Linked DNA regions of Mus musculus: region 2 is linked to region 1. The links are chromatin contacts, found by Hi-C or POLR2A ChIA-PET in ENCODE. All regions are on one chromosome and are shown on one strand. The core of a region is the stretch at or near the end of the contact, and the rest is flanking DNA. Distances in the headings are between cores, read along the strand shown. Region 1 holds the start of Fbxw5 (F-box and WD-40 domain protein 5). Region 2 holds the start of Paxx (non-homologous end joining factor).

The links. A loop is a pair of places that touch in the nucleus more often than their neighbours do. ChIA-PET counts read pairs that join two places held with the same protein, here RNA polymerase II (POLR2A).
Region 2: a map of left cerebral cortex shows a loop between it and region 1 (4-fold over the local background). The contact joins the promoter of Paxx here to the promoter of Fbxw5 in region 1. A Hi-C loop is called at or near these places in 6 of 37 maps with a recorded cell type or tissue (heart and left cerebral cortex). POLR2A ChIA-PET finds 5 or more read pairs at or near these places in 2 of 5 experiments (Patski and embryonic stem cell).

Annotation. Positions count from the first base shown.
Region 1 is chr2:25,499,433-25,502,132 of GRCm38, forward strand. Fbxw5 (F-box and WD-40 domain protein 5) reads left to right here and starts at 1,318. Exons shown (of 9, transcript NM_013908.5): 1 at 1,318-1,454; 2 at 2,504-2,700. The coding sequence starts at 2,527. C8g (complement component 8, gamma polypeptide) reads right to left here and starts at 1,074. Exons shown (of 7, transcript NM_027062.2): 1 at 662-1,074; 2 at 407-543; 3 at 157-227; 4 at 1-73. The coding sequence starts at 799.
Region 2 is chr2:25,459,695-25,462,394 of GRCm38, forward strand. Paxx (non-homologous end joining factor) reads right to left here and starts at 1,400. Exons shown (of 7, transcript NM_153557.1): 1 at 1,093-1,400; 2 at 961-1,021; 3 at 751-800; 4 at 473-663; 5 at 315-380; 6 at 81-165; 7 at 1-7. The coding sequence starts at 1,217.

The DNA of each region.
Region 1 (2,700 bases), core at 68-2,567:
AGGTACAGGATGGCAAAGCTCTGATAGTCAGTCTCAGCAACCACCATATGCACTGGTCCACGGGCCCGTGAGACTGCGGCAGAACCACAACAGCACATCAGTCCTTTCCCCTCTGCCTCCAGCCCAGAGCCCTCTCCCTTGATGCCCCTGCCTCACCTTGGAACAAGAAGCGGCCAGGGACCCCTGTGTTCTCAAAGAGTTGGCGTACCTGCCAACATATCCCATCTCTGGGGAGGGGAAGAAGGTATGTCATAAGAGGAGGCACCCAGACTCTAGGAACCCCAACCCAGGAGAGGCCATATGGGATAGCTATCTAGGCCACAGAAGAGCTAGAGATGAGGTTTAGAGTCAGGAGGGCAGAGTAAGATGGGCTCAGGGGCTGGGATGAAGTCCTGCTGGGACTCACAGCTTTCGGAAGGTGCTGACAGCCATAGCTGCACCCTGGGGAGCTGCGTGCAATGTGGTGGCCTCAGCTCGGTGTCCCTGCTCCTGAAGAAAGCGGCACGAAGAGCCCACAGCCACCAGGAGCCATGTCCCTGCAAACTGGAAGTTGACTATGAGTGCTCAGGACTGGGGAAATGGGGCACCCTGGACCAATCCCGCCAAGCTAGGCAGGTTCTTATTGCTCTTTTACCTACCCCCACTCACTCCCAGATTTTACCTTCTGAGCACTGAAATTGACCTGGGCCTGGATAGTGCTGATGGGGGAGGTAGACCCAATAGGCTTTCGAGTCCTTTGGCCCAGCGAACTGGCTGTCAAGAGCAGGGTGAAGAACAACACAGCCCCTGGAGACAGCATGGCCAACCTGCTACGGACAGTAGGTGACAGGACAGCGAGGTGGAGGGGTGCACTGTCCTAGGTCAGAGTCCACTGTCCAGTGCCACAGGAAGCACAGTCCAGGAAGTCCACATCTGTCTTCCGATTACTGAACCCCTAACCCAAGCCAGGGTCCATCCTAGAACCTAGCCTTGATAGGAGCTGGGCATTGTGTCCCAAGTGCAAAGTTAAGAGTTGACCTCTGCACCCCTATTTCCACTTGTGGTCAGTGCTCAACCCTATGCATGCAATAACTGTCTTTAACTCCACAACCAACAAGAACGTGCTCATAAAGTCACTTGTTCAAAGCCCAGCAGCAGAGAGAGCAGAGGCAGAGTCTCGAACCGGCCCAGCTGAGCCTGGCTCAATCCTCCGTCCTTTAGGGTAGCCAGGAGTGAGTACTGTTCTGTGAGTCAGAACGCTCGGAAAGTAAGAGTTTGCGCAGGCGCATAAGAAACGCTGGCTGCTAGTCGGAGCCTGAGGCGCAGGCGCAAGACGGGGAAGGGGGGGGGGGGGGAACGGTCCATCGATGCCTCGGGGCTCTCAGCGTCGAGCCTGGCGCCTCCATAAAGACGTGGAGGTGGAGACTAGAGCGGCGGCGGAAGCCGGGCGCAGCGCAGCGGGCAGAGGCACCGCGGTGAGTCCCGGCTTTGGCCCCGCCGTGCTCACTCACCTGTGTCATCTGCCCTGTCCCCAGTCACCAGCCTTGTGCCCCATTACTCCCAGTCCTGCATTCACCAGCCTTCTGCCACCTTCGGTGTCCCTTGTCCCCGATCGTGGCCTTCGTTTATTTTCTCGGGCCTGGTCCCGGTCATGGGCCTCGCTCTGCCTTGTCCTACTTTAACTGGCTTTTGTCACCTTCACGGGCTTTGTTCACTGTCACCATATTTTTTTCCTGCAATGTCTACACTTGTACAGCCTTTGGTGGCCTTATCTGGCCAGTGATGGCCTTGGCAGGTTGACGTCGTCCCAATCCACCCTCCGGTGTTCAGTGGGTGAATGAAGGAGCTGCTGCCCACTCTAGCTAAGCAGCAAAGCGTGGTCCCTGATGTCTCCTCTGACATTCAGAAACCCCAATCACTCTTAACCACCCTCCTGGCCAGGCTGTCTCCTGAGTCCAGAACGACATATGCCACTGGCTAGCAGGAACCCCTTCTCAGAAGAAAGTCAGCCTTGGCCTGAAGTCCTATAGCAGCAAGGTCAAAGACAGGGTGGGCTGCTAAACCTTGGACCTGCCAGTTTGAGCAGCCCAGACCTGTTTGCTTGTCTTGTGCTCACCTGCCTCCCTGTGCCCTGTAGCATTGGGGAAGGCATCAAAGGCCCCCACCTGGAAAGTGGGGCTGCCCCCCACTTCGCAGGTTCTACCTGGCCTAGTAGTACTCAGGGGCTTGCTGTCTGGTCCAGCAAGTCCTTTGGTGTCCTGGAGAATGTAAGGTGGTGCAACGTTACTGCCTGGGTCCTTCAAGAAGTGTTGGGTCTGTGGTGGGGCAGTGCTACTTGTACACACAAAGAGAGATGCACACATCCCTCCCCTCCCCCCGCACATGCTCAGTGCAGTGGAATTCTCCGGTGGGCAGTTGGTGGGGCTAGCTAGGACTGCCATGTCTGGAACCCCAGACTATCAGTCTCTCCCTGGGGTTGGCGATGAGGAGGCTTGGGTTCAGAGCCGCCACTGGTGGGTTTCAGGACCGTCTGGGCAGAATGTCACGATGGATGAGGGGGGCCTGCCCCTGCTCCCCGACAGCCTTGTCTACCAGATCTTCCTGAGTTTGGGCCCTGCAGATGTGCTGGCTGCTGGGCTGGTATGCCGCCAATGGCAGGCTGTGTCCCGGGATGAGTTCTTATGGAAGGAGCAATTCTACCGCTACTACCAGGTGGCTCGA
Region 2 (2,700 bases), core at 150-2,649, 40 kb before region 1:
TTTCTTACTAGAAGACAAGAGTATGTAAATACATAGAAGAAAAGGAAGGGACCAGGGCAGGGGAGACAGGTGGCAAGTACCTTTTGAAGCCAGGGTTAATGAGAGACTCCCCTGGACACCGTCTCCTGACCCCAGGCCCAGAGCTGCCTCTCTGGTGATCAAGTTCTGCCAGAAAATAGGATCAGGGAAATCTTGAACTCCAAAGAACCCTGGCCAGAACTCTGTCCACATGGAAAGATTCTCCCATGAGACATCTGGAGAGGCAGTTCCAGAGAAAGAGCAGCCCCAGCCCACATGCCAGGCCCACCCCTTACCTGGTAAGAACTGAGTGCCTGCTGGCTGGGTGTTCTTCTTGGGGCTAGTGATGGTCTCTTCTGCAGCTAAGAGAGAGTCGTGGCATCTCACTCAATGCCAGGAGGGTCTGCAAAAGCATGCCCCTGAGGGAAGGTACAGGTGCCCACACATACAGTACCTGCCAGCCGCCTCTCTAGGTTGCATACATGCTCTGCCAGGCTGAGAGTCAAAGCCTGCAGCCTGGGGGCTGCCTCCGGGCTGGGCACCTTGGAGAGGTCAAAGGCCAGGGCAGGGGTATCCCCTGAAAGGGTTATCAATGCTCTGTCTTCTTGCAGGCTTACAGTTACTGCCTGCTGTTGGCAGGCTGCCCTAAGGAGGGAGATGTGTGTTATGGCCAGGATGTGTTAGCACTACCCCAAGCTTCTCATTCACATGGCCTCCCTAACTGGAACTCACCTGAACCGGGAATGGATATCTTCAGCCCCACTTAGGCCAAATCGGGCTTTCTGCTGGGAACAAGGAATTGTCACTAACCCCGCCCAGGACCCTGGACCCACTGGACATTCCAAACTGCCCTACCCTGGAAATGCTATTAGAACCACTGCCACGGGGAGGGGGAGGGTGGCAAGCTACCAGCTGTCTCCTATCCCCAGCACTGTTACTCACGAGCCTCGCCAGGCTGTCAGGCGAGAAGCAGGTGCTCCAGAGCTCGGCGGCGTCCGTCACACTGGGTGGGAGGGGCTGTCAGGCACCGTGCCCGCTATGCTCCCGCACCCCACATCCCTAGACTCCACTCACTAGAGGTTGAAGTCGTCGCGGTCCCCGTCTCCACCACTATCCCGCTCGCAGTAGCACACCAGGCGGGGGGAGCCCGAACCCGGCGGCAGAATACAAAGCGGCAGCGACAACAACGGAGGAGCCATGACAGCAGGGCGGTCTCGCCGCAGGAGCCAAGTTAGATGTGGGCTGAGGGCGCCTGCGCAGAAGTACAAACTCGGTGACTCACAATCTAAGGTGTTCGCTCGGCGGCGGAACTTCTGGTTTCTGGAGGGACGGAAGGACGAGGCGATGGGCGGTACTCAAGGTTGACATTGTTTCCGGGTACCAGGCATTAAGTAAGAGGCTGACTAAAGGGCGGGGTTTAGCACGTGGGGCGGGGCGGGAAGCACTCGGAGGGCGGGGCTTAGCGCATTAGCTACTCAGTGCTATTCTGGGCTCTGTTCTTTGGCCCTTGCATCCAAACAGAGATCTACTATGGTCTCACTCCTTGTGCTCTTCCGCTTTTCTGGGTCCTTCTTAGCAACATATCTGCCGCTCTTCAATGCCGGTCTTCTTTCCTATCTATCCCCCAAGGGCTTGTACTGCAGGGCCTCCAAACTGTTGGTCACTTGTCCCTTCCTGTCACTTTAGATATAAACACATCTCTTTCTAAAGCTGAGTTGTAACAAACCAAAATACAAGAGTAAGTACAGTACATGTGGAAACGTTTGGAGATGCAGTTTTCTCCCGGGCAATACCCTCCCATTGTCTGAGTCACCACCCTCTGTGTGATACCTGTCAGCCCTGAGGACACCTTCACCAACAGGAGGTCTCTGGAACCTGAGATCTAATGGGAGAGATGACTAGTCCGACAGGACAGCACTCACACTGCAGCAAATGCTCATGAGAATCCACACAGGGCCTGCATAGTAGGGGCTGATGCCACCTGCAGAGAATGGAGCCCAGCAAAGGGTGTGCTCAGGAGGAGGCCTGATGGGAACAGAAGTCTTCCCAAGGCTGTGGAAGAGGGCTAGCATGAACCTATGAGAACCATGGTGAGAGTGGTTAGTAACTTGGTGAACTGTGCTAACATTTGAAAAGTGCCATCAGCCAAACATACTCAATTCCCACTTTCCTCTAGTTTTGCTCAACCCTGCTGAGGCTCCGGACTAGAGCCTTTGCGTGCATGGGTTTTTGCCTGTCTCCAGCCGGGTGTACTTACCTGTAGTTCTTTTGAAAGTGTCCTCTTGAGGATCCATGTAGAACATTTCACCTCTGCTCAAGTCTCCATCCCTCTCTCCCATGTCTTACTTTCCCTGCTTTTCACTGTGTACCGTACATCCTGGTTTTAGGAGTTTCTGGCTCAGCCTTGATGTCTGCCTGCATCTCCACCATTGTCTGACCCCCTCCTAGAAGCTGCATCTAAGGTCTTGCTTCTATTCTAGCCACTGGAATATGGCAGAAATGATGTCTGTCATTTCTCCCATCCCTACTGCATTGCTCACCACAGCACAAGGCAACCCAGGAAAACCTTTGATATTAAAGTATGGAGGCCTGCCTGTGCCAGAGCCAGAGCCAGAGCCAGAGCCAGAGCCAGAGCCAGAGCCAGAGCCAGAGCCAGAGCCAGAGCCAGAGCCAGAGTCAGAG